Regions from separate parts of the Homo sapiens genome. Here all the other regions are linked to region 5. The links are chromatin loops, found by intact Hi-C in ENCODE. Cell type or tissue: CD4-positive, alpha-beta T cell. All regions are shown on one strand.

Evidence for each region. Peaks named below come from ENCODE experiments on the same cell type or tissue, not always from the same donor. Only the 100,000 strongest peaks of a DNase experiment are listed, where the experiment ranks them.
Region 1: it touches region 5 in a loop (8-fold over the local background); 17 of 110 quality-filtered maps call a loop at or near these places.
Region 2: a loop joins it to region 5, with 10 times the contacts of the local background. A loop is called at or near these places in 22 of 110 quality-filtered maps.
Region 3: a loop joins it to region 5, with 3 times the contacts of the local background. A loop is called at or near these places in 25 of 110 quality-filtered maps.
Region 4: a loop joins it to region 5, with 4 times the contacts of the local background. A loop is called at or near these places in 23 of 110 quality-filtered maps.
Region 6: it touches region 5 in a loop (13-fold over the local background); 73 of 110 quality-filtered maps call a loop at or near these places.
Region 7: a loop joins it to region 5, with 11 times the contacts of the local background. A loop is called at or near these places in 29 of 110 quality-filtered maps.

What each region holds. Positions count from the first base shown.
Region 1 is chr5:40,365,333-40,369,332 of GRCh38, forward strand. No RefSeq gene overlaps it. Among named protein-coding and RNA genes, the nearest start is that of LINC00604, 130 kb to the left of the region's middle. In CD4-positive, alpha-beta T cell, no CTCF peak of the experiment used is centred here; a DNase peak (open chromatin) is centred at 2,119.
Region 2 is chr5:40,505,418-40,509,417 of GRCh38, forward strand. No RefSeq gene overlaps it. Among named protein-coding and RNA genes, the nearest start is that of PTGER4, 170 kb to the right of the region's middle. In CD4-positive, alpha-beta T cell, no CTCF peak of the experiment used is centred here; a DNase peak (open chromatin) is centred at 1,874.
Region 3 is chr5:40,384,604-40,388,603 of GRCh38, forward strand. No RefSeq gene overlaps it. Among named protein-coding and RNA genes, the nearest start is that of LINC00604, 150 kb to the left of the region's middle. In CD4-positive, alpha-beta T cell, no CTCF peak of the experiment used is centred here; DNase peaks (open chromatin) are centred at 1,148, 1,908, 3,535 and 3,848; H3K4me3 peaks cover 19 bases; H3K27ac peaks cover 1,552 bases.
Region 4 is chr5:40,020,838-40,024,837 of GRCh38, forward strand. No RefSeq gene overlaps it. Among named protein-coding and RNA genes, the nearest start is that of LINC00603, 29 kb to the right of the region's middle. In CD4-positive, alpha-beta T cell, no CTCF peak of the experiment used is centred here; no DNase peak of the experiment used is centred here.
Region 5 is chr5:40,686,513-40,690,512 of GRCh38, forward strand. All of the region lies in intron 2 of PTGER4 (prostaglandin E receptor 4), which reads left to right. Among named protein-coding and RNA genes, the nearest start is that of PTGER4, 8.6 kb to the left of the region's middle. In CD4-positive, alpha-beta T cell, CTCF peaks have their summits at 1,817 (motif pointing left) and 2,026; DNase peaks (open chromatin) are centred at 1,009, 1,799 and 3,129; H3K4me3 peaks cover 2,299 bases; H3K27ac peaks cover 1,382 bases.
Region 6 is chr5:39,711,841-39,715,840 of GRCh38, forward strand. No RefSeq gene overlaps it. Among named protein-coding and RNA genes, the nearest start is that of LINC02104, 190 kb to the left of the region's middle. In CD4-positive, alpha-beta T cell, a CTCF peak has its summit at 2,477 (motif pointing right); a DNase peak (open chromatin) is centred at 2,441.
Region 7 is chr5:40,164,465-40,168,464 of GRCh38, forward strand. No RefSeq gene overlaps it. Among named protein-coding and RNA genes, the nearest start is that of LINC00604, 74 kb to the right of the region's middle. In CD4-positive, alpha-beta T cell, no CTCF peak of the experiment used is centred here; a DNase peak (open chromatin) is centred at 2,067.

The sequences.
Region 1 (4,000 bases), 320 kb before region 5:
AAGAAATAGAAATAGGAGCAGCACCACTCACTATAATTCCTGGTGACCCACTAGCATAATGTTTGCCTCCTGTTCTCATGACCTTGTGCTCTGCTTGCCTATAAGTCTTAGTTCTAGAGTGTTCTAGAGGGAAGAAACACAACAATGATTTCATTGAACTGGAAGTTAATACTAACACAACTACTTTAGTGTCCTCATGTCTCTAAATCAAAGGGCAAAGAAGAGAGTTACTGTGCTGGCTGGGGTGATTCATCCAGGCTACCAAGATGAAAATGGACTGCTATTTTACAAAGGATATAGAGAAGAGCATGTCTGAAAAAAAGAGATCCCTTAGATGCCTCTTACCATACCCTGTGATTAAGGTCAATAAAAAACTACATCTCAGTTCAGACACGGCTACTAATGACCCAGATTCTTCAAGAATGAAAGTTTGGGTTACCCCACCAGGTAAAAAACCATGCCAGCTTAGGTGCCTGCTGAAAGCAAAGGCAATACAAAAGGAGTAGTGAAAGAAGTTTGTTATAAATACCAGCTATGCTCAGAGGATCAGTTATGAAAGAAGGACTCTAACTGTCACGAGTATTTCTTCCTTATTTTGTTATGAATATGTTTGTGTGTGTGTATACATAGCAAATGTCTTTGTTTTCTTCACTTTCTTAGCCCATTACAATGTAACATAAGAAGTATTGACTTTGTATTTAAGATAAGTTTATTTAAGTACTTAAGTATTGGTAACTTTATATCATAGTATTTACCTTATGGAATGCCAAGGAAAAGGGTAAACACCACCCAAGAACTTTGTATCCTCTTCTGAGGAGAGGGTTAGTGTGTTTTTGCTTGTACTCAAGACAGGTGTATCATATTAGGTTGAATTATGACATTTTTATTGTCTTTATTTGGAGATTAAGGATAGTTTAAAGAGATGCATATGGGTGCCAGATTGATAAGGAGTAGAATTGTGAGAGCTAATTTTATGTGTCAATTTGGCTGGGCCATAGTGCCCAGATGTCTGGTCAAACATTATTCTGGATGTTTTGGTGAGGGTCTTCCAGATGAAATTAACATTTAAATCAGTGGATTTTGAGTAAAGTATATCGCCCTCCGTAATGTGGGTGGGCCTCATCCGATAAGTTGAAGGCTTACATAGAACAAAGGACTATCTATCTATCTATCTATCTATCTATCTATCTATCTATCTGTATCTCTATCTAGCTACCCCTACACATATCCTATTGGTTATGTTTCTCTGGAGAATGCTGGCTAATGAAAATGGTTAACAAAAAGTCAGGACAATGGTTACCAGTGGAGGAAAGTATGATTGAGAGAGACACACAGGAGGAGTCTAAGGTATTGATAATATTCTATTTTTTTACCTAAGTAGAGGTGCATGCATTTTATATTACCACTATATATGTTTAACACATTTTTCTGTATGAATACTGAATATCACACATGTAGACACACACAAATTTAACTCGAAAAGTATAAAATAGAAGACTATCAGCTGAAGATGAAAATAGCAAACTAAAACATACATGTAAAAAATTATACAAAATATATGAGAAGATAAAGAAATGTAAAATATGAGAGATTAAGAAACAGAAACAAGAGAATGAGAAAGTCAAGCTCAAATAAGAATTATGAGAGGATAACATATAATTAGTGGCCAAGGGGAAATATTTAAGAAGATCATGGCTGATAGATGGTCATATAAAATAAGCAGAAGCAGCAGGATTAATAAAATAAATACAAATAAACATATGTGTAGAATAACATCTTATTCCATTTGGTGCTGCAATGACAGAATCCTTAAGACTGAATAATTTATAAAAAACAGAAATATATGTCTCACAGTTCTGGAGACTGAGAAGGTGATGATTATGGCACTAGCATCTGGTGGGCCTTCTTGCTTGTTACCACGTGGCAGAAGGCAGAAAGGCAAAAGAGAATTGTATCAGTCCTTTCTTATGCTGCTAATAAAGACATACCTAACACTAAATAATTTATAAAGGAAAGAGGTTTAATTGACTCACAGTTTAACATAGCTGAAGAGGCCTCAAGAAACTTACAATCATGGTGGAAGGGGAAGCAAATATGTCCTTCCTCACATGGTGGCAGCAAAGAGAAATGCTGAGCAGAAGGGTGAAAACCCCTTATAAAACCATCAGATCTCATAATAATTCACTCACAATCATGACAAAAGCATAAAGGTAACTGCCCCCATTATTCAATTACCTCCCACTGGGTCCCTCCTATGACACGTGTGGATTACGGGATGAGATTTGGGTCAGGACACAGCCAAACCATATAAAAAATGAACTCACTTCCATAAGCCCTTTTTAAAGCAGCATTAATCCTTTTATGAGGGCAGATCCCTCAGGACTTAAACACTTCCCTCAAGGCCCTACCTCTCAATACCATTGCACGGGGATCAAGTTGCCAACACATAAATTTGGGGGACATATTCAGATCATACCATTCCACCCTGGGCCCTCAAATTTCATTTCCTTCTCACATGCAAAATACGTTTATTCCAACCCAGTAGCCCTAAGTCTTAACTCACTCCAGCACCAACTTTAAAGTTTAAGTCCAGAGTCTCATCTACATCAAATATGTGTGTGAAGTACTTCATACTGAGGCAAAATGCTCTCCAGCTGTGAGCCTATAAAATCAAACAAATTATGTACTTTTAAAATATAATGGTGTCTCAGACGTATGATAGACATTCTCATTTCAAGAAAGAGAAATACAAAAGAAAAGAATAACAAGTTTCAAGTAAGTAAAAATCCCAATAGGGCAAATGACATTGAATCTCAAGGCTTGAGAATAGTCTCTTTGGACTCCATGTTCTGCCTTCTGGCGCACTAGAAGGCTGGAGTTGGGTTTCAAGGCCTCAGACAACCCGTGTGTCAGTCCTCACACATTTAAGTCAAAAGCTTATGGTTTTCTCAGGCTTGTGCTGCATACTGGTAGCTCGGCAGTTCTGGGGTCTTGGGAGGAGCCTTGCTCCCATGGCTGCACTAGGCATTATCCTAGTGAGGACTCTCTGTGGCAGCCCCCACCCCGCATTTCCGCTGGATATTGCTCTAATGGAGGCTCTCTGTGGTCACTCCAATTCTGCAGCAGGTCTCTGCCTGGGCTCCGAGACTGCCTGAGACATCCATTGAAATCTAGCTGGAGGTAGCTATGCCTCCATAGCTCTTGCTCTCTGGGTCAGTGATGAGAGGAGCAGGCTTGAAGATCTCCAAAATGACTTTGGGGCTACTCTCCCATTGTCTTGATGAATAGCGCCTGACTTCCTTCTATTCACACTAATTTCCTTATCAAACAGTTACTTGGCCATACCCTTGGCTGCTTTTCCTAAAGATGCTTTTTTGTTCTTGACATGGCCAGGCTAAGAATTTTCCAAATCTTTACATTCTGCTTCCCTTTTGATTATAAATTCTATCTTTAAATACTTTCTCTCTTTTCACCTTTTACTATAAGCAATTAAAAGACGCCACACAGCACCCTACATTTTTTGCTACCTGGAGATTTCTTCTGCCAGATATCCTGGTTCATTGTTAAGTTCTGTCTTTCACAAAGTCTTAGGACAAAAACACAATTCAGTCAAGTTCTTTGCCTCTTCATAGCAAGGATCACCTTTTCTCTAGTTTGTACTACCTTGTTCCTCCTTTCAATCTGAGACCTCATTGAAATGGCCTTTACTGTCCATATTTCTACATTCTCTTCATAATCACTTAAGTAATCTCTAAGAAGATACAGGTTTTGGCTTACAGCTCTTCTCTTCTTTTAAGACTTCACCAGAATTGCCCTTAATGCTCCATTTATGGAAATACAGGCTTCTTCAGCACTCAGTTCAAAACTGTCTCAGCCTCTACTCACTACATAGTTTAAATGCTGCTTCCACATTTTTAGATATTGGTTGTAACAAAGCCTCACTATTCTGATTCCAATTTTTGTCTTAGTTTGTTTGGTGTTGCTATAACAGAATACTTGA
Region 2 (4,000 bases), 180 kb before region 5:
TAGTGTAACCTCTCCCAACAATCCTTTTTTCTATCCAACATTAATTCTTATCATTCTATCCATCTTCATAGGAAATTTTTTAAGTAACAATGTTTTAGTCTTCTCTAAATTACAGCATATTTTTCCCTGCCCTCAAGAGTCCCCATCTTATAAATGTTTGCCTTTCGGTTAGTCCAGCCAAATTTTATTTTTTTGCCTGCCACCTGCATTCTAATAGTCCTTTTGCCTCTTATGCACCTACTCTTGACCATTCATTTCTCCTCTTATCTCTACAGTGTTCCAAGATAATTATGCAAAGTATATTCAGATCACTCCTTCAGCAGGCTACTGCATTCTTTCTTCAAATTGCTCAAAATACATTTCTCCCAAAAAGTATTTTCTTTACTTGTTGAGAATAACCAGGAATTGATTCATATTAGGCATTTTATTCATCTTTACTATGTAATCAGCAATAGAAATCTGATAGGCATGATCCCTGACTTCATCTTCTACGCAATATTCTATGTATATATACCAGCTTGCCTTTAGCCTTATTACTGAGTTTTAATTTTGATACTGTGATAGTTAACTACATGTGTCAACTTAACTGGGCCACAAGATGCCCTGATATTTTAAACAGTATTCTGGTTGTGTCTGTGAGCATGTTTCCAGATGAGATTAACATTTGAATCAGTAGATTCCCCTCCCCAATGTGGTCGGGTGTTATCCAAGCCTTTGAAAGGCTGAATAGACCAAAAAAAAAGAATAAATGAGAATTCACTGTCTCTGACTGTTTTAGAGCTGAACATTGACCCTCTCCTATACTCAGACTGGGACTTATGCCATCAATTCTTCTGGTTCTCAGGATTTGGACTGGAACTACACTACCAGCTCTCCTGGGTCTCCAATTTGCAGATGGCAGATATCATGGGACTTCTTAGCCTATGCCTTATAATAAATTGTGTGTGTGTGTGTGCGTGTGTGTGTGATACATATATATATATATATATATATATATATATATATATATATATATATATATATATGAGGTATGTGTGTTTGTGTGTGTGTCCGTCCTATTGGTTCTGTTCCTCTGGAACAGATCAGACTATTAGAGATAGATTATGTGCCTTCACCTACTCACTGTTCCTGCTTTCCTTCCATGTGCTCACTGTTCCCTGTGAATGGCTCAGGATTTGCTATGGGAAGTAATTTTGCCTTCCTATGAAAAGTAGATAAAGATTCAGATCCACCCTTTCTAAGTTGTAAGTATTTTTACTTTACGTGAACTTCCTTTAATGATTTAAACAAGAAGTGGAAAGCTTAATGTATGCTCAACTTTTTAAAAACTTAACAGAAAAAAATTGGAACACTATTGACCAAAACTTTTAGCACTTTGGTTATCTAACGGTGTTTCCATTATGGGCGATGTTAATTTATTTATCTTTGCTTTTCTATATATTTCAAGATTAATCAAACAGTATATTAATACTAATTTCGAAAAGACCAAAATCATTAAAAAAACAGATCGTTTTGATTCATACTGTCCTCTAGTTGGTAATCCCCAACAAATCAGCACAAATATCACACCAAAATTAGAACAAAAATTTGTTAACAATAAAAAAGATAAAAACCCAGCAAATCTACACCAATTAAAAATAGATGATCACAAGGAAGAATAAACTAGTTTAAGATAAACCTACATAGGCTACTCACAGCACATTCCACCTTATATCATGAAACAGAAATCACCAAAAACCAAAAGATAAGATCTTTGCCGTTTCTCTCCATATGTCCTCAGATTCAAAGATCCAAGAAGTTACAACTGAAGAACAAGGTAGGGTTTCCTTTCTACCTTCTGTATTCTACTCTGTGAAGAAAGTAGTAACTATGCCCATTTACCATTTCCACCACCAGATGGTATAATCATCTACAAAAAAGAAAAAAAAACTCATTTAATTCAAAGAGTGAGAATTATATAAGGTACATTTTTCTCACCACAAAGCAGAATTACAATACTTTTTTTTTAAGTACTGTTTGGAAATTAGAAGAGGAAAATTACCTTTAAATAAACTTGGTTAGAATAAGAACCCGAAACTATAATTACAGATCATTTAGAAAACACCAAAAATAAGGATACAACATGTAAAAACTTAGTAAATATGGCCAAGCTGTATAATCAAAGAAATTTACTTTAAGTGATTTTATTATTAATTTCTAGAAATTAAAATAAATTAACAAAACAATTTGCTCTATAAATTAGAGTAAAACAGAACAAACTTCAGGAAAACAAGCAGAAATTGTTAATAAAGTAGAAATCAATAAATTAGGAAATACTGAAATAGAGGTAAATTCGAGTTTATAAACAAATTCAAAAGCTGTTTATTTAAAAAGAACAATAGAATAAACAATTTAGACAAATATAACTTAAGAAAGACATAAGAGAAAAAACACAGACCCCTCTGAAATTAGAAAAAAAGATCAAACTACAACAATGAAGATAATTTTTTTAATTTGAAAAAAAGTAGATCTATAATCATGGAATAAATTGGGGAAAATTGTCAAAGAAATTTTTCAAAGTTAGATAGACAAATAATTTCTGGTCTTTCAAGTAACAGATAATTACTTTGCTATTTACATTCTTAAAAAGTATAGAAAAAAGAGCCAGGCGCAGTGGCTCATGCCTGTAATCCTAGCACTTTGGAAGGCTGAGGCAGGCGGATCACGAGGTCAGGAAATCGAGAACATCCTGGCTAACACAGTGAAACCCCGTCTCTACTAAAAACACAAAAAAAATTAGCTGGGTATGGTGGCGGGCGCCTGTAGTCCCAGCTACTCAGGAGGCTGAGGCTGGAGAATGGTGTGAACCCGGGAGGCGGAGCTTGCAGTGAGCCAAGATCACGCCACTGCACTCCAACCACTGCACTCAAGCCTGGGCGACAGAGCTAGACTACGTCTCGAACAAAAAAACAAAAAAAAAGTATACAAAAAAGATGAAATGCCACTTATGCCATTTAATCTTACCAATTTACAATAATCTTTGAATAGAAATCTGATAAAGCAGATAGAAGAAATCTACAAACTTATCTAACTAATAAGTATTAAGTCATGGTCATGGTGTCTTTTTACTTTCTTTTTTAAAGAAAGAAAAAAGCCATGACCAACAATTAATTTCATACTTACAATCAAAAAACCAGAAGTGTTTCTATTGACAAATGTGCCTGAAGGCACAATTATTTATCACTGTTCTGAAAGTCTGAACAAAACCAATAAGGTAAAATAAATTATAAGTTTAAAAGAGGGGGAGACAGAATCATTATTATTTTCATTTAGTATGATTCTTTACCTACAAAACGTGAGAGAATCAACCAAAGACATTTTAAATAAGCTAGTTATCTGAAAATCCACAGGTTAAAATATATTGTTATCTAATAATCTTTTAACCATTGATCCAGTTTGGCTGCCTGGAAGCATTTTCTAAGATTGTACATTCTACTTTGGAGGGTAAGTTTTTCTCTATCAATGTAGTAAGTAAAACATATGACCTATTTTTTTCTACCCATGGAATGAAGTTGTACTTGGTAAGGCTATAGCTCTAATCCTTTTTTCTTCTTCTTCTTCATTTTCATACTCAGTGGAAGAACTCAGGATCCATTGTCAAAGTTTTCTTTGAGTCTGCTGAGAAAATCCCATCTTAAATTGCATTATATATTCAGCAGTTGTCATATATTCATTTATTCATTCAACAGAACATATTCTAAGTCCTAAAACATAGAAATACGCACTAAAGACACACAGATTAATTTTATCTCACTCGGCTTATTATCTAGTAGCAGAAAAAGACATAGGCATAAAAATTTAAGGGGACAATCTCATATAATAAAAGCATGTGCTATGAGGCCATAAAAAAACCAGTCTTTACACTTATGGCCCTTTGGAATATGCACTCAAGGGTCCTCATATATAACAACAGACCACTACTATGTATGGACTAAGGATAGTTTTGAAAATTACTGAGTTA
Region 3 (4,000 bases), 300 kb before region 5:
CAATAATGGATGCTTCATAAGCAAAGGAATTCCCACTAAACCATCAGGAAGTCTAGTGTAATAGCCTATTTCCAACCTGCCAGATTCATTGAGTGAATTGGAGCAAATCTCATCTATACTTCTCACTTTCTGATATAATTTTATAGAGACTAAATAGTAATGTTCACCATAATGTTGGATGAGCCTCACTTGTGAAGCATTCACTCAGTATATACCTGGCATAATCTCCTCAGATTGGTACTTTTTCAGATTTAAGAGGGAAATAGCTTGAAATTGAGAACTAATAGCAAATTACATGCCCTTAAGATGATACACCCTTCAATGACAAAACACTGTAGCACACCTCCAGGTCTGAAGTTAACAAAGAGGGCTGTCACTTCATTCAGCTGAATCCCTCCTGCCCTCCCCCTGCATACACCCCAGGCAACCTTTGCCCTACTACAATCTAGCTCATTAATTTGGTCAATGCAATTGTTTCTCATTTAAATCTTCCTGTAAAACATAGAATAGTCACTTCACTATTACATTGTCCCCAATTTTTTCAAAAGCTTGCCGTGAAGGGAAGGAAGCTAAGTAAGAAAAAGGTCAATGAAGCCAGTTGCAAAGAAGATTATGAAATGTTGCTCATTTCTGCTTTTTTTTTTCTTTTGAACCTCTGAATTACTTCATCTTTCCATCTGTCTACAAAGTTGTGGGTGCACATTAAGATATACAGACAGAATTCACAAACCCTTTGGTAAATTCACTCTTAGCACTAAATATCAACGGAGGAGAAAAAAAAAACGTACTATGTTTCCCAAAAGAAGTATGGGGAGACTATTTTCTATGATTAAAAGCATAAGAAAAAAAATAAAACTGATCCAAGAGCCCAGAGACTATTTTTATATGTGAAAAATATATACTTTAGTCAGGATTTGTAACTTCAGTAACTCCCTTTGGAAACCAAATTTCCACCCTCTCACAGTGTTTGGTTATTTAGGACTGAGTCAATTTGAGCATGATGAGTTTGGAATGCCAGCTGGCTGCAGAAGTGTGAAGAAACCTGTGTGGTCACCAACACTTTAAACATCACTCACAGTTCTGAAGTAGGGCTATCCCAGGAGCACTTCCTGGATGCTGGTGATCCACAAACACCAGACTATTTCCACTCCTCAAAAGGAAAAAGAATGGGGCCCTACCTTGCCAGGAAGAGGAATCTGGCAAGCAGGCTGAGAACAAGCACCACACAAGGCAATTTTTGCCAAGTGAGTCACCCATACCCCCTGGGTACAGGTGAAGCTCAAGGAAAGGACCATTCAAACTTCCAGCCTGCAGGAGCTGCAAAATCAGCTCCTGAACTCCAGTATTCAACTCATCTAGAAACACATTTTTATTCAAATCTTTAAAGCCAAAGAAGGTATCTAACCATTGTCCCAGCCTTCTCTTCTTTTATAGTATCACTAATTCCATAGTTATGTAAGTGCCTTTTATGTGAATGCACTGTACTAGACCCTTGATAGAGAATGGTTAGCAGAAAAATTAAAAAAGCAACCAAGATTCTACATTCTTGATTCTCATGGGAAAAATAGAGAAGAACTGAGAAAAGTCCTAAGAAGAAAACACTAAGATAGACACTAACAGGGAAAGTTTTACTCAAGGTGGTCTTATGTTCTAATTTTAATGTGATCACTTGGGGATCCTGTTTTAAAAAAAAAAAAGAAACATAGATTCCAGTACTAAATGCAGATTTGATATGTCTTGGGGAGAGTCTGGGACTATGCATTTTTTACAGGCTCCCAGCTGCTGCTGCTGTTGCTGCTCCACAAACCACATTTTTTAATAACAAGCCTCTAGGGTTTCTCTACATCTGTGGTTGTAGTTCTCTAAGTGTGGTCACCAGACCAGCAGCTACAGTGTTACTGGGAAACTTCTTAGAAATGCAAATTCTCAAGCCTCACCCCAGACCTACCGAATCAAAAGCTGGAGAGGGGGACAGGGCGGCAAGGATGCCAACACTCTATATTTTAACAAACTCTCAAGGTGATTATGACGCCTGCTAAACCCCATTCATCCAATACTAGTCATGAGCCACATGTGGCAATTGAGCACTCAAAATGTGGCTAGTTTGAATTGAAATATGCTGTTAGGATAAATTATATGCTAGATTTCAAGGACTTGAAAAAAGAATATAAAAATCCCTTATTAATATTTTTTATATTAAGTGCATGTGGAAATACTATCTTGGATATAGGAATTAAATTATATTATTAAGATTAGTTTCACCTGTTTCATTTTGCTTATTTTAATGTGGCTACTAAAAATTTTTTAATTACATATGCTTGTAATGGTTAGCATTATGTTTCTACTGGGCAATGTTGCACTAACCTTTGAGAATTATTGCTATAGAGCAATGGTTTTCAAGTGAGGCAATTTTGCCCCCTAGCAGACATTTGGCAATATTCGAAGACATTTTTGATTTTTACAGATGGGGTCAGGGGTTCTGTAAGTAAAGGCCAAGATGCTGCTAAACATCCTATAATGCACAGGACTGCTTGCTACAACAAAAGACTCTCCAGTCCAAAGTGTCAATAGTGTGGAAGTTAAGAAATCTGTTCTATTACACTGATTCTGCTCATTAGAAACACTTTAGGAGAGTTAAAAATACTGATGTTCTTGGTTTATCCCCAGATTAATTAAATTGGAATCTCTGGTACAGAAGCCGTGGCATCGGTTGTTCATTTTGTTTTGTTTTAAGTTCCCTGTGGATTATAAGGTGCTGCCAGGGTCAAGAACCTCTTTTTCTAGTGGAATGGACAGAGGCCCCTCATTCATTCGTCTCTGTACTGCCAACACTCATCACCTCCAGACCTGGGAACTGGCATTTCCAACAAGTGTCCAGTGATGCTGAAGCTGCTGCTCTGGTTTCCTCTGGAGAATTTTACGTCCCGTTCCACATAATGCTACACACTTCAACTCTCCAGATGGCCCAGGGAGCCTCATCAGACCTGGGCAGTTGTTCCCCACTCAGAAGACAGTCCCACCACCAACGATTCCCCTTCCAGACTCAATCAAAATGACTTCCCATTCAGCTGAGGTAGAAGCAGCTCTTTTATCAAGGGCATGGGGGCATGGTTAAAGGAGACATAAACTAAGTCCTTTCTGTTTGCACTCCAAGCAGGAAACAAATTTTTCTGTTACTGGGTCATCTTAGGGAAACCTGTTTCATTCAACTATTTAATTTTTACCAATATATAACTTAAATCACTTTAAAATAAATTTGTACAGATTACAAAATGACATAGATTAAAACAACTTCTCAGCCAGGTGCGGTGGTTCACACCTGTAATCCCAGCACTTTGGGAGGCTGAGGCAGGCAGATCACGAGATCAGGAGTTCGAGACCAGCCTGGCCAACATGATGAAACCCCGTCTCTACTAAAAATACAAAAATTAGCTGGGCATGGTGGTGGGCGCCTGTAAGCCCAGCTACTCAGGAGGCTGAGGCAGGAGAATCATTTGAACCTGTGAGGCAGAGTTTGCAGTGAGATGGCGCCATTGCACTCCAGCCTGGGCAACAGGGCTAGACTCCATCTCAAAAAAAAAAAAAAAAAAAAAAAGTTCTCCCTAAAACTAATCCCCTAAGAAAGTAGGAACTAGAGAAATTTGAACTTTAAATATTTTATGGTCCTTCCTCCTTCATAATTAACTTTTGAAAAAATATATATATACATAAATCTAAAATCGTTGGCCCTACATGATCTCTCTCTCACACACATGCGTGTGCGCACACACGCACACACACACTCTATTATCTTCATGAACACATCACCTACTTTGCTCCAGTCCAGCTGACAGCCTTAGGCCCTTCGCACTAAGTGTCTTTCCCCAACATCATCTGAATGCATAACTTCCCCACTCTTGTCTCCCCTGGTCTTTGCCCAGATGTTATCTGCTCCCTCCCATCTGGGTTCCTCTTTCTCAACCTTCTTCTCTCTGCCTGATTGGTTTTTTCATAGTACTTA
Region 4 (4,000 bases), 670 kb before region 5:
ATTTTGTTTTTTTATAGCTGCATAGTATTCCATGGTGCAAATGTACCATACTTTATTAATCTAATCCACCATTGATGGGCACCTAGGTTGATTCCATGTCTTTGCTATTGTGAGTAACCCTGTGATTAACATATGCATGCATGAGTCTTTTTGGTAGAACAATTTATTTTCTGTTGGGTATATACACAGTAATAGGATTACTAGGTCAAATGGTAGTTCTAAGTTCTTTGAGAAATCTCCAAACTGCTTTTCCACAGTGGCTGAACTAATTTACATTCCCACCAACAGTGTGTAAGCATTCCCATTTCTCTGCAGTCTCGTCAACATCTATTATTATTTGACTTTTCAGTTATAGCCATTGTGACCAGTGTGAGGCAGAATTTCACTATGGTTTGATTTGCATTTCTCTGATAATTGGTGATGAACATTTATTCATGTGTTTGTTGGCCACTTATATGTCTTCTTTGGCGAAGTATCTGTTCATGTCCTTTGCTCACTTTTTAATGGAGTTATTTGTTTTTTTGCTTATTGATTTAAGCTCCTTATAGATTCTGAATATTAGACCTTTGTTGGATGTGTAGATTTAAAATACTTTCTCTCCCTTTCTTTACATCATCTGTTTACTCTGTTGATAGTTTCTTCTGCTGTGCAGAAGCTCTTTAGTTTAATTAGGCCCCATTTGTCAATTTCTGTTGTTGTTGAATTCCTTTTGGGGGCTTAGCCAAAAATTCTTTCCCAAAGCCAATGTCCAGAACGGTGTTTCCTAGGTTTTCTTCTAGGATTTTTATAGTTTGAGGTCTTACATTTAAGTCTTTAACTCATGTCGAGTTATTTTCTGTATATGGTAAAATGTAGGGGTTCAGTTTCATTTTTTTTGCATATGGATAGCTAACTATCCCAACATCATTTATTGAATAGAGAGTCCATTCCCCGTTGCTTGTTTTTGGTGGCGTTGTTGAAGATAAGATAGGTAGGTGTCTGGTTTTATTTCGGGATTTTCCTTTCTATTCCATTGTTCTATATATGTCTGTTTTTGCACCAGTACTGAAGGAGTACAGGTGAACCCCGAAATTGAGGCTTAGCCCATGAGGGTTCTTGGCTTCACCCAGGAAAGAATTCAAAGGTGAGCTAGTGCTGTTAGACAGCAATCTTTTATTGAAAAATACTGTTCCTTATGAACAGGGCTAACACATAGCCTGTGTGCCCAGAGTCAGCAACATATGGGCTCTTCACAATTATATTTATACTCAGGTAAACCCACTTTCAATTGCATGCAAACTAAGAGGCATGTCAATGCAAATTTAGGGGTGGGTATTTATAACTTTCTAGGAAATAGGCAGTAAATTATGGGTTGTTGCCACAGAAAGGGTTGGTGACTTCCAGGTCATTGCCATGGCATTTATAAACTGTCATGGCACTAGTGGGTGTGTCTTATGCTAATGAGCAATGAGGCAGCTATGAATTGCCTTCATTGATATCTGCTTATTTGTGCTGGTTTCTTCACTTTATCCTGTCTGGATTATATCCTGTTTCGCTCAGCAGTGTTGTGACCAGAAAACAAGTCCTGCCAGTCTCCTACCTCATATCATGCTGTTTTGGTTTCTGTAGTCTTATAGTAGAGTTTGAAGTTTGGTGTGTGATGATTTTAGCTTTGTTCTTTTTGCTTAGGATTGTTTCGGCTATTCACTATGTTTTTTGGTATGATACAAATTTTAAATAGTTTTTTTTCTAATTGTGTGAAAAATTATGTTGGCAGTTTTTAGTAATTGTATCGAGTCTGTAAATTACTTTGGGCAGTATGGTCATTTAATGATATTGATTCTTGTAATCCATGAGCATGGAATTTTTTTCCATTTATTTGTGTTATCTCTGATTTATTTCAGTAGTGTTTTCTAGTTCTCCTTGTAGATATCCTTCACCTCCTCAGTTAACTCTATTCCTAGGTATTTCAACTTTTTGACTATTGTAAACGGGATTGTGTTCTTCATTTGACTCTCAGCTTGAATGTTACTTGTGTACAGAAATACTACTGACTTTTGTATGTTTATTTTGTATCCTAAAACTTCACTAAAGTTGTTTATCGGTTCTAGGAGCCTTTTGGCAGAGTCTTTAGGGTTTTCAAGGTATAGAATCAAATCAACAGTGAAGAGTGATAGTTTGACTTCTTCTTTTCCTATACCAATGCTTTTTATTTCCTTTTCTTGCCTGATTGCTCTGACTAGGACTTACAGTACGACATTGAATAAGAGTGGCGAGAGTAGGCACCTTTGTCTTCCAGTTCTCGAGTGGAATGGTTCTAGCTTTGGCCGTGCAATATCGCAATGACTTTGAGTTTGTCATAGATGGCTCTTAACATTTTCAGTCATCAATGACATTTCCTTGATGCCTCATCTGTTAAGACTTTTTATCATGAAAGGATGCTGGATTTATCAAAAGCTTTTTTCATTTCAATTCAGATGTTCATATGGTTTTTTGAAATGGAGTCTCACTCTGTCATCTAGGTTGGAGTGCAGTGACATGATCTCAGCTCACTGAAACCTCTGTCTCCTGGGTTCAAGCAATTCTCCTGCCTCAGCCTCCTAAGTAGCCAGTTGCATGCCACCACACCCAGCTAATTTTAGTATTTTTAATAGAGACAGGGTTTCACCATGTTGGCCAGGCTGGTCTTGAAGTCCTGACCTCAGGTGATCCACCCAACTTGGCCTCCCAAAGTTCTGAAATTACAGGCATGAGCCACCATGCCTGGCCAGTCATATGGGTTTTGCTTTTTTTTTTTTTTTTTTTTGAGATGGAGTCTCGCTCTGTTGCCCAGGTTGGAGTGCAGTGGCATGATCTCAGCTCACTACAAGCTCCGCCTCCTGGGTTCACCCCATTCTCCTGCTTCAGCCTCCCGAGTAGCTGGGACTACAGGTGCAGTGTAGTCTGGCTAATTTTTTTGTATTTTTAGTAGAGACGGGGTTTCACCATGTTAGCAAGGATGGTCTAGATCTCCTGACCTCGTGATCTACCCTCCCGGCCTCCCAAAGTGCTGGGATTACAGGCATGATCCACCGCACCCGGCCTTTGATTTTATGGAATACTTTCTGTAGGATTGGTACCAGTTCTTTGTATGTCTGGTAGAATTTGGCTGTGGATCCATGTGGTCTAAGGCTTTTTGTGATTGGTAGGTTTTTGTTATGCATTCAATTTCAGGACTTACTGGATTGTGTTTTGGTTATCATGTTCTTCCTGATTCTATCTTGGGAGGTTTTGTGTTTCCAGGAATTTATCTATTTCCTCTAGACTTTTTAATTTGTGTGCATAGAATTGTTCGTAATAATCTCTGAGGATCTTTTGCATTTATGTGGGTTTGGTTGTAGTGTCATCTTTGTCATTTCTGATTGTATTTATTTAGACTTCTCTTTTTTGTTTCTTTGTTAATCTAGCTAGCCAATATCAATCTTGTTAATTCTTTCAAATAAGCGATTCTTGGTTTCACTAATCCTTTGTATGAATCTTTGCATGGAATTTCTTTCAGTTCTTCTCCAAATTTAGTTATTTACTCAATAATTTGGTCTCTCTTAGTGAGAGCAGTCTTCCTGGCTTGTCTAGTTGGGCATCTTGTCCCCCTTCCCTACTTTCCATTTTTTTGTACCAATCTTCTTTAAGTACAGGCATTCATTTGCTTTAAGGATAATAAATGTTGTTATGATAGAAATTCACAGACAAAGAGCCAATATTCACATTTGACTTTTAAACCACACATTTTACATTTAAAGTAAAACAAGAGGTTGGAAACCTTGGTATTACTAAAAGCAAAAACAAAACAGATTTTCTAGATTTCACATACTATAGTTAACTTTTCAGTGTGCAGGCTTGATTGACCTGAAACGATAAGCAGAAAGAACTCGGGATATAGTATAAAGGAAGATATACCGAACCCTAAGGGAAGAAAATGGAAAAGATGAGGTACAGTGGAAAGCAAGAATGACCCTGAGAGAATCAGGAAAAGTATGAAAAG
Region 5 (4,000 bases):
AGCACTTTAATAATTTGTACATACGTTATAAGGGCAGAGCCAGGATTTGAACAGAGGCTTGTTTGCTTCCAAAGCTTGGGCATTTATCTCTACAGCATATAGCCTCCTTACAGCTTTCTTGTCACCACATCTTCTTCTGAACTTATTGCATTTCCTCAAAGTTATGTTCCACTGCTCCTGAGCCCTAATCTCTAATCATCCTAAAAAAAAGTGTGAATAACATAATTTAAAAAAAATTAGGTGGGTGTGGTAACATGTGCCTGTGGTCCCAGCAACTTGGAAGGTTGAGGCTGGAGGATTGCTTGAGCCCAGGAGGTTGAGGCTGCAATGAGCCATGTTTGTATCACAGCACTCCAGCCTGGGTGACAGAGTGAGACCCTTTCTAAAAGAAAATAAAATAATTTAGAATACTGTAATATGCCAATATTAACAACAAACCACATGTACACAGCAGGAGCTACTAGAAAAAGACTTAAAATTGGAAGAAAGGAGATACGTTGTTTGTATTCAGTGAGTTTTTTTGTTTTTGTTTTTGTTTTTGTTTTTGTTTTGAGACGGAGTTTCACTTTGTGGCCCAGGCTGGAGTGCAATGGCGCAATCTCAGCTCACCGCAACCTCCACCTCCCGGGTTCAAGTGATTCTCCTGCCTCAGCCTTCCAAGTAGCTGGGATTATAGGCATGCACCACCACGCCCGGCTAATTTTGTATTTTTGGTAGAGACTGGGTTTCTCCATGTTAGTCAGGCTGGTCTCAAACTCCTGACCTCAGGTGATCCGCCTGCCTCAGCCTCCCAAAGTGCTGGGATTACAGGCATGAGCCACCATGCCCGGCCATATTCCCTCCTGACTCGGAGGTTCAGTTTTATCAGCAACACACTCTTCCAACACTGAAAACTGCCTGAACTTGTTTAATTATGTAAAATATAGGGCCTGTTGGACAAGAATTCCGAAAAGTGCTTTCACCCCCTCACGAGACATTGAAGCACTACTCCGGATGTCCCCATCTCAACTGGGGTTGTCCCTGCCCTCTTGGAAACAGCAAATCAAGTAGCCTACTTAAAGTGAAGCAGAGGTTGCTCTATGTTTTCAAACATTGCAAGATGCGTGGAGTTTTTGTTTGTTTTGTCTTTTTTCTTTCCCTACTTGAAGTAAGTCTCAATTGAAATACGCTGCAAAGTAAAACTCATATTGATTCTTTTCAATCTAACCAACTTTTGAGGATGTTTTTACCTGAATTTGGACTTTTGCTTTTTAAACTCATACTTTTACTACCCTGTGAACTCCCCTTTATTGAAAAGACATTGAATGACCAGGTTCAGTGGCTTGTACTAATTGTAAACTTTTCCTCCCCCATGGAAAACTTTAAAATAGAGCATACTTTTAATATAGCCTCCTTTCATTCCCTCCTATACTAGTCGAAATCCATTGCTGCTGTGGATGAGATGAGGCACAGAAATGATTCTTTCCTTGCCTCTCATCACCTTTGATTATGAAAACCTATTATTAATTGTTTTACAACATTCCAACCTTTCTAAAAGGCCACAGAAATTTTAAAATGCTAACTCCTAATGTACTTCTTTGAATGGCTATAAATTCCATTTTAACTATTCAAAAATTTTCTTCCTTTCAGTAGTAGCCATGTTTCCTTTGAGGTTGTGGTAGGAGAAGCAACCAGCAATAAAACATTTTCAGTGTCAAAAATCTCAGAAACGTCAGGTTCAGACTTAACCAAAATTCTGTTCTGCGAGTCTCGGAGATGGCTTTACACAGTGCTTGTTAGGGAGGTAGTATCAGAAACTCTCAAGTGGAGCAACACTGCCACCTGGAGGCTTGAAGGCTCAAGTTCGCATAAACCCGGCCGTAGGTCTTTTCCAGAGACCACACACAGGACTTGATACTAACAGATTTAACGCCATCATTTCTTCTACCCTTAGGAACGTAGTATGTGATGTGAATAAAATATAGACCTCATGCTTTTTACCAACAATTCCATTGTCAGGAAATAATAATTAAACAGAAAGCCAGACTGGTAGAACAGAAAAGGCAACATGGAGGTCCAGACCAGACTCTGCCACCAACAGGGTGGGGGACATCCTAAGTTCCTCAAAACCTCTGGGTCTCAGTAACAAATACCTCATCTGAGAAAAGGCCTGTAGAGTTGAGGGAACTGCTGAGTTTCCAGGCATAGCTGAAGACCTCAAAGCTTATGGAAGGAAGAAACCAAGATGCTTTATTTTACTTTCTGTAAAGATTTTTTTTTAAATCAAGTATGCTTTGCCTTGATACTATCATTTATCCCAGCGTAGTTTCTAAAAGTATTTCAAGAGGCGATATTACACACTGCTGTTCATTCTAGTTCATTCTTGATTTAGCTGTCTTCCATATAGGAAGATATTAATTTCATCTTGGTTAGAGGCATGTCACTATTTTATTCTCTGAGATTTACAGGCCCATAATCCCATATCCAAAATATTTACGGGCAGATGAGTTTCAGAATTCAGAATTTCTTGGCTTTTAGAAAAGTAATCAATAATATATTGCAAAATATGTAATATCCCCATCAGAACTGGAACAGTAATCCTGGACCAGAACATAGGAATATTCACTCTAAGTGGAATAAATTGAACTAAATGGCTTCACAGTCTGTTCAGTTCAGTTTTGCTGCCAAAATAAGTTTAGGTCAGATTTTGCAATGAGTGTAAGTTCTCAAAACAAAACAAGTGAATAACAACAAAACAATAACAAAGGAAATGAACAAAAATCTTTTGAGAGAGGATCAGAGACCTATAGCTAATTAAGATCTAAATTCCAGTTAAGGAAGAAAAAGAAATGCAGTTCTACCTTACTGATCCAGTATCATCCAGGAGTAAGTTTAATATAAGCTTGATTTTGCAGATTAATGAAATGTATTTCTTCGAATATTTTAAAGATTCAAAGAATCTTTAAAGGAAGAAAAAAATAATTCTTCCTTCTTTTACCCAAATTTTACCCAAATTGTTGAAAATCTTTCTATAATATCCTGACCCAAATATTGTTACATCTAGTAAGTGCCAAAGGAACACATGCAAATGGTCAATGAATCGCCTTTTCCGTTGTGAACTGACTCAGCCTCAACTAAACTGTCCCTGTTCCAGGTGATTCATACACCATGAGTCATTCATTGTTACGCTGTATATAGTAAGGCAGCAACATCCTCAAGTCTTGTTAGAGATATTTGCCCCTAGTTAAATGGCTCCAGCTATGCTTTTGTTAGTTCTTTCTCCTTTTTGTGGTTTTTATGTATCTTCCTTGACTGTGAGACTCAACCTCTTCTCCCTAACCTAAAATAATTACTAAAGGCAAGAAATAATTACTAAATAATTACTTAAGATATATGGCAATTATTTTTATTTCTATACTACTATTTCTATTTCTATTTCTATGTGAATTACCACTACTACTATTTCTATATTAATTACAGATGAGATTTTTATATAAATGATCCCAGTGGAATTAGAAGTAATATCTAGGCAAAAAAAAATCATAATACTTTAAGAGTAAATTTGAGGCTGAACATGGTGGCTCACTCCTGTAATTTTAGCACTTTGGGAGACTGCAGCGGGCAGATCACTTGAGCTCAAGAGTTAGAGACCAGCCTGGGCAACATAGAAAGACCTCATCTCTACAAAAATAATAACAGTTAGCCAGGCATGATGGCACACACCTGTAGTCCCAGCTACTCAGGAGGCTACAGCAGGAGGATTGCTGGAGCCTAGGGGGTCAAGGCTGCAGTGAGCAATGATTACACCACTGCACTCCAGCCTGGGCGACAGAGTGAGACCCTGTCTCAAAAATATATATACATGTACATTTAACAAATGCATTTTCCCCTAAGGATTAAAATGATCATGTAAGTTTACACAAATTCATGCTCCATTCGCTGAATCATTTGAAGTTCCCAGATGTTGACATATCATTTCATTCTTCCATGACTTTGCACATGGAGCTACCTCTATTTGAAA
Region 6 (4,000 bases), 970 kb before region 5:
CCAGACTAATATTATTATTATTATTATTATTATTATTATTATTAACTATAGTTACCATGCTGTACATTTGATCTCCAGAATTTATTCATCTTATACTGAAAGCTTGTACTCTTTGACCAATCCCCCCTTTCCCTAATCCCCCAGCCCTTGGCAACCATCTCCAGTCTCTGTTTCTATGAGTTTCTCTTCAGATTCCACATGTAAGTGAGATCATGTGGTATTTGTCTTGCAGTGTCTGGCTTATTTCACTTAGGATAATGTCCTCTAAGTTCATCCATGGCAGGATTTCCTTCTCTTTTAAGGTTGAATAATATTTCATTGTATATAAACATAAATATAAATACACACACACCATTTTTTCTTTATCCATTCATTCATCAATGGACACAAGTTGTTTCCCTTTTGGCTATTGTGAATAAACTGCAGTGAAAATAGAAGTGAAGATATATTTTCAAGAACTGTTTTTAATTCCTTTGGATACATACTCAGCAGTGAGGTGGGATTGCTGGATCATATTGTAGCTCTATTTTTAATTTTTTGAGGAACCTGTATACTCTTTTTTATAATAGCTATAGCAATTTAGAATCCTATCAACAGTATAAGGGTTTCTTTTCTCCACATTCTTGCCAACACTTGTCATTTGGCTTTTTGATAATAGCCATCCTAAGAAGTGTGAGGTGATGCCTCATTGTGGTTTTGATTTGCATTTTCCTGATGATTAATGATGTTGAGCACAGCACTTTTTCATACATTATAAAGCTACAGTAATCAAAACTGTATGTTACTGTCACAAAAACCAACACATAAACCAACAGAATAGAATGGAGAGTTCAGAAATAAAGCCATGCATGGGTACAAAAGTACTAAGGATACACAAGGGGAAAGCATAGTCTCTTCAGTAAATGGTGCTTGGAAAACCAGATAACCATATGCAAGAGAATAAAATTGGATTCTTATCTTACACAATACACAAAGTTCAACTCAAAATAGCCTTATACATACATAATATCTGAAGTCGTAAATATCCTAGAGGAAAACACAAGAAAAGCTTCATGACATTAGTCTTGACAATGATTTTATGAATATGACCCTCAAAGCATAGGTAATGAAAAACAAATATAAACAAGTGGGTCTACATCAAACTACAAAGTGTTTGCACAGCACAGGAAACAAACAACAAAATGAAAAGGCAACCTACAGGATGGAAGAAAATATTTACAAACCATATATACAATACATGACTAATAGCCGAAATACGTAAGGAAGTCACGAAAATCAATAGAAAAACATGCGAACAAACACAAGCACCTAAATAAAAATGTGGGTGAAGGGCCTGAATAAACCTTTTTTTAAAGGTCACATGCAAATGACCAACAGATATCTGAAAAAGTGCTCAAAACCAAAGCTCTGTTTTGTCCAGTATCCCCACTCCTATCACAGAGAAATTTGTCACCTTACCTGACAAAAAAAATGAGATCATTTCATCAGCCTCAAAATAAAGGACCCAAGAATATATTCCCAACCAATGTGGGAAATCCCTGCTGGTAGAAGACCATCCAGCAAGTGACGTCATCACCAGAAAGGCATTAAGGGACACAGTTTAAATGTTGCAAAGGATTTTAAAAGAATCAGGAGTGAGATAACACTCAGAAATAATTTTTAGTTTTATTATGTAAGATAATATTACTTTGTCAATGTAAGAAAATATTTTTGTCTTTCAGAGTAGATGCTATATTTGGTTCTGCCTCCCACTCCCCCCACCACTATCCTACTTTATTTCACAGAGGAGTCATTTTGTGGCCTCACAAGAGAGTTGGCCAATTCTGCTGAAAGATTGGCATTGACATTTGCTTGTGGGAGTGCCTGAGGACAGAGAAACCTCCCAGCTTGCATGACTAGGTTGGATAACTTCTTCTTCCTGTTTGCCAATAAACATTATGTTTGGCAGAAAACGGTTAAAGATTTGCTCCTATTGCAGCAGGCTGCCTGTTAATGAGAGGGATGTAGTCTTCCCTTCCCATAGCTGGAGTCTTTTAACACATACTGAAAAAAGACTTCATAGCTTCTAAAGGATCAAATTGGCTTATGTCAGTTTATAACAATAGGATTTTATCATTGACTGGCCATACTGACCTAGTAGTAATAAGATACTTTTCTTCCCGAGCTGTCTCTGAAATAGTAGCTGCTTCATGAACATCTTGTCTGATGAATTATTTTCTTAAATGACTCTCTTTTCTCTCAAAATCTGAAGGTGTTCTAAAAATACTAGCAGTTTAATCCAAGGTCCATTTTGCAAGGACTCTCAGTCAGCATATTTTACAGAGAGAATGGCTGGTGGAGTCATTTTACTAGAAGACATGACATGGCTTGAATTCCCAAATCAGATCACTGCAGGCCAGGTAGCAGGTCTTCTCTTAGCACTTTTCTCTTCACCTTTCCATGCAGCAGAGGGCAGTAGTGAACTGTGCATTTTTCTATGCTTTATTTCCTTTTGAAACATAAGCCAAATACATACAAGAATAATAATACATTTAAAAAATAATATTTAAACTATTCCACATGTATAGTATTTTTGCTTCACTGAACAAACGAATTTACCTGGGCCACAATCCAATAGATAGTAGCTAATTTTAGACTTCAGACTTGTGCTTGTTTGGACAACTTAGAATTTGAGTATAATGTTATATTGCAACTAGTCGTTAACAAATCAGGTGTGAGAAGAAATTAGACATTTCAGTGTTTTCTGAGAAACACAATTTCCTTAAGGAAATGTTGTGGCATAAATGTATTTTAGCTATATTTTAGGCTTAAAACATTGTGTTCTTCAAGGAAAATATCAAATCTTTCACAAAATTCTATCTTCTTTAAAAGTCTTTTTAATAAATTAAATAAAAATGATGTTTATTGTCAAACAACTACATGTATGGAACTAAAAAATTAGAGTTATGCAGTAGGAAAAAAAGCCCTCTGACTCACTTTTTGGTACTCACTATTTCTGTTTACCTGGGCTAGTCAATTTTAGCTTTTTAAAAGTTTCTTATTTTCTGGTATTTACCTATGTATTTGAAAATATCATGTTTATCCTAATATTTCCTTATTTTTTGTCTTAAATGTCATCTGTTGTCTTCCTAGTAAATAAGATGAAAAGTTAGCTCTTTTATACTCCTCTCTAATATCTCCTCTCCATATTCTTCCAAAATATCATTTAAAATTATTCAATCTTGGACCTTGTGCTTCACTCGTAGTAGGCAATTATTAACTATATATCTACTTGCAGGATATTTGAACCACTGAAAGGGGTTTCCAATAAAGAAAAGGTTATTCACATATATTTTAAAACATATGGAATGCAGCTAAGGCTGTGTTTAAGGCAACCTACAGGATGGAAGGCAACCTACAGGATGGAAGGAAAATTTGGAACTCAATCTTTTTTATGTCAATTTTTCCAAAATTGATCTATGGCTTGAATACAATCTCAATCAAAATTCCATCTTTTTTTGAAAATTTGTGCACTTTCTATAATGCAGATCCAGTATACTTATGGTAATCTCAAAAGAGAACAAATGAAAGCTATACAGTACCAGATGTAAAGACCTGTTACAAAAGCACAGCAATTAAGACAATGTAAGATTAGTACAAGCACAATCATACCAATGAACTAAAATATAGAGCCCAGAGACAGTTCCATACATGATATATGAGATGATATGTGACAAAAGCATTGTCGCAGTTCTGCGAGTTAGAAAGATCTAGGTCAACTGGAAATCTATATGGGAAATATGTACTTTGACCTACGATATATGGGATAGGCAAAAATTAGGGGTATATCATATACCTAAATATAAAAAGAAAAACAATAATTCTTCCTGAAGAAAATAGGGGAAAATCTTTAAGACCTTTAAATAGTTGGTGTTTCATGAAGATCTTCTTAAACAAAGATTTCTCGAACAGTGTGAAAACTCACACCATACAAAAAAGATTATAAGTGAACTGCATTAAA
Region 7 (4,000 bases), 520 kb before region 5:
TTTTGCTACCTTGAGCGTAATCGACAGAAAATGGAATTCAGTTTGAAATTCAAAATTGTTTTGCTGTGGTCATCCTACTATTTTGCAACATAATCACTAACACTTATAATAAATTCTAATTTAATTCTAGTCCTTTCTATAGGTTATCATAAAATAATCAATGTGGAGAAATCAATTTCTCCAAGTTAGTCCTACTCTCAGAAACTGGCCACAGCATGAGACTTACAGGAAACTTAGAAGTAACAGTTCTCAAAGAATATTATCTTTATAGGATGGGATCTCCTACAAGATGGCCAACTAGACACAGCCAGGAAACACCTCTCCCCTGATAGACACAAAAATATCAAGTAAACTATTCCACTTTTAACCAATCTCAAAGAGAGGTGACACAGGCACTGGGGTTGAAGAGGGAGGAAGGTGGGAAGCCTGCGCGAAGTTGCTGAGTGCCGAGACTGGCTCCCAATCCTGAACATGTCCTAAGGGGCCGGTGAGTGAAGGAACTCTGGGGCACCACATATCCCACTGCAGACCTCTGGGATCCTTGCTGCAAGAGATTCCGTGATCCCCATAGACATTTGAACTGGCAGGGAGAACTACCCAGAGACTTGAACCTACACAGAGCCCCAAAGGTTTTTCCTGTGGGGCAGCTGCCCCAAACACATCCACAGGCACCCATACCCCAGGGCTCTCCACCTTGCTCTGAATAACTCTAGCCCCTGCTGACTGCCAGTCTGGGAGATAGCAGGGCTGCCTTTCCTGTGGAACTGGGGCACACCTGATCCATGCACCTCCTTGTCTGCCAGCCCCTCCCAAGGCTGCCTACCTGGCCACTCCTGCACAGCCTCCACTGCCCCACCAGTGTTTTACCAGTGGCCTAAGAGCAGTTGGCTGCCTTCCCCGCAGTAGGAGGCCAGAGGACAAAGCCGCAGGTCTCAATGCCCCTAAGGTTCAAGCACACCATCCAGGGGCATTGAGCTGAGATCTGTGGCCTGAGTTCAAGCAGGAAAGGAGCCTCCACTCTCAGAACAGAGAAGAGTAAGGTGCTGGTTCCAGTGCCAGTGCAGGAGCTAGGTGTCCCTCCCTCTGCAAGACCAGTCCAGGAAGCCTGTAGCCTGTTGACATACCACAGCTTTTGCCTCAGGGAGTCCCAAAGCCTGGAACTCCTGGAATAGTAGGGCAATCTAGGTTCAGAAGGCTTGGGACAAATCTAGCTCCTCAGGGCTACTCCTGGGGCAGAAATCAAAGGGAAACCCAGTCAGGGGAGCGTGACCTGGGCAGCCGCTACAGCCATTCGCTGGGCAAAAAAAAACCTGGGTCACGGTCATTATACCAGATGCGCATCCATGACACCAATGCCTGCCTAAGGGTCCTCTGCCCTTGACGCACTGCATCACCAGACCACCCACAGACATTCCCCACAACCTCCTCTGACTCTGACAAGCTCAGTGAACCAGTGGATCTCTGGGGAAGTGTGGGTCTCCTGGTGACCTAATCTTCAGCTCAGGCCACTCCTAAGGGAGGGGGAAATGCAGCCTACCACAGCACCCCTTGGGGTTGAGAAAAAACAAATGTAACACCAGTGATTGGAGGGACCACCCCCCCACCCCTAAGGCCAGGGAACAGATTTAGTAAGGAGGTCATCGCTCTCTCCCCCTTCCCCAGAGAACTGCTGTGAATGCACTGACATGCAAAAGAGGCACATAGGTGGGTAAAAGCCTCTTAAGCATCATCTACTGGATCGCAGCGTGAATTACACGAGCAAACAAAAATAAATTCCTTTAGCACACACAATGCCTGTGAAACCCAATGCAGGAAACTAGCCACTGCTAAGGAACCCATACAGAATCTTGGCCCTCTGAAAGCCCCCAGAAATGAAGCTAATAAACTATACACAATACACACCACTGTCAAACCCTCAGGGGGGAAAAGAATATATAAACAAAAGGCCATCCAAATGACAGCAACTTCAATTTTTTTTTAAATGAGCTCCCACAAATGAGAAGGAATCACTGCAAGAAGTCCAGCAACCCAAGAAGCAAGATTGTTTCCTTACCTCCAAAGGATGGCACTAGCTCCCCAGCAATGAATCCTAACCACATCGAAATGTCTGAAATGACAGACATAAAATTCAGAACCTGAATTGCAAGGAAGATCAAGATTCTAGAGAAAGTTGAAATCCAAACTAAGGAAGCCAGTAAAACAATCCAAGAGTTGAAATATGGCATAGCCATTTTAAGAAAGAACCAAACTGAATTTTTGGAACTGAAAAATTTACTACAAGAACCTGAACATACAATCGGAAGCCTTAAAAACAGACTAAACCAAGCTGAGGAAAAAATCCAGAGCTCAAAGACCAGTCCTTCAAATCAACCTGGTCAGATACAAATAGAAAAGATGTTTAAAATAAAAAAAATTTAATAATGAACACAGCCTTCAAGATATATGGGATTATGTAAAGAGACTAAACCTATGACTCATTGGCATTCCTGAGAGAGAGTAAGCAACTTGGAAAACATATTTGAGGATACAGTCCATGAAAATTTCCCCAAGCTCATTAGAGAAATCAACATGAAAATTCAAGAAATTCAGAGAATCCCTGCATAATACTATGCAAGATGACCATCACTAAGACACATGTCATGAGACTTTCCAACGTCAATGTGAAAGAAAAAATCTTAGAGCCAGCTAGAAAAAAGGGCCAGATCACATACAAAGGGAACCCCATCAGGCTAACAGCAGAATTCTCAGCAGAAATTACAAGCCAGGAGAGACTAGGGCCTATTTTCAGAATCCTTAAATAGAAGAAATTCAAAGCAAGAATTTCATATCCCACCAAACTAAGCTTCATAAGCAAAGGACAAATACATTCTTTTCCAGATAAGCAATCATTAAGGGAATTTGCAATCACTAGATCAGGTTTATAAGAGTTCCTTAAGGAAGTTATAAACATGGAAACAAAAGAATGATACCTGCTACCACAAAATACACATAGCCTACAGATCTTAGAAAGCGATTACACAATCAAGACTACAAAGCACCCAGCTAACAACATCATGACAGGATCAAAACTCACATATCAATATTAACCTCGAACGTAAACAGTCTAAATGCACTACTTGAAAAGCACAGAGTGGCACATTGGATAAAAAACTTGTAGCCTCTATCTCCCCAGTCTCACCTGGTGGTCTTCCCATCTCAGCCTCCCAAGTACCTGAGGACTACTCAAACCTTCTTCCTCTGGTTTTTTTCTAACCCCACTTTCAGTTTATTTCCACAGTATTTAGACTGACTTGCTGTTGGATGTGTCTCTCTCTTCAGGGGACACATCTCACATATAACAACACCCATAGGCTGAAGGTAAAGGGATGAATAAAGATCTATCACGAAAACCGAAGACAAAAAGAGAGAAGGGGTCACTATTCTTATATCACATAAAACAGACTTTAACAACAATAAAAAAGGACAAATAAGGGCATTACCTAATGATAAAAGTTTCAGTTTAACAAGAAGACCTCACTTCATAAATAGGCACCAAACATTAAAGCACCCCGATTTATATATATATATATATATAATATATATATTTATAATATATATTATATATATTTATAATATATATAATATATATATTTATAATATATATAATATATATATTTATAATATATATTATATATATATTTATAATATATATTATATATATATTTATAAAATACTTCTAGGCCTACAATAAAACTTAGACAATCACACAATAATGGGGGGCAGGACTTCAACACTCCCACTGATAGTGTTAGGCAGATCATTGAGGCAGAAAGCTAACAAAGAAATTCTGGACTAAAATTTAACACTGACCAATTAGAAATAATAGACATCTACAGAATATCCCACCCAAAAAACTACAGAATATACATGCTTGTCATCTGCACATGGAACATACTCTAAAGCTGACCACATGTCCAGCCATTAAACATGTCCAGCCATTAAACATGTCCCAGTAAATTCA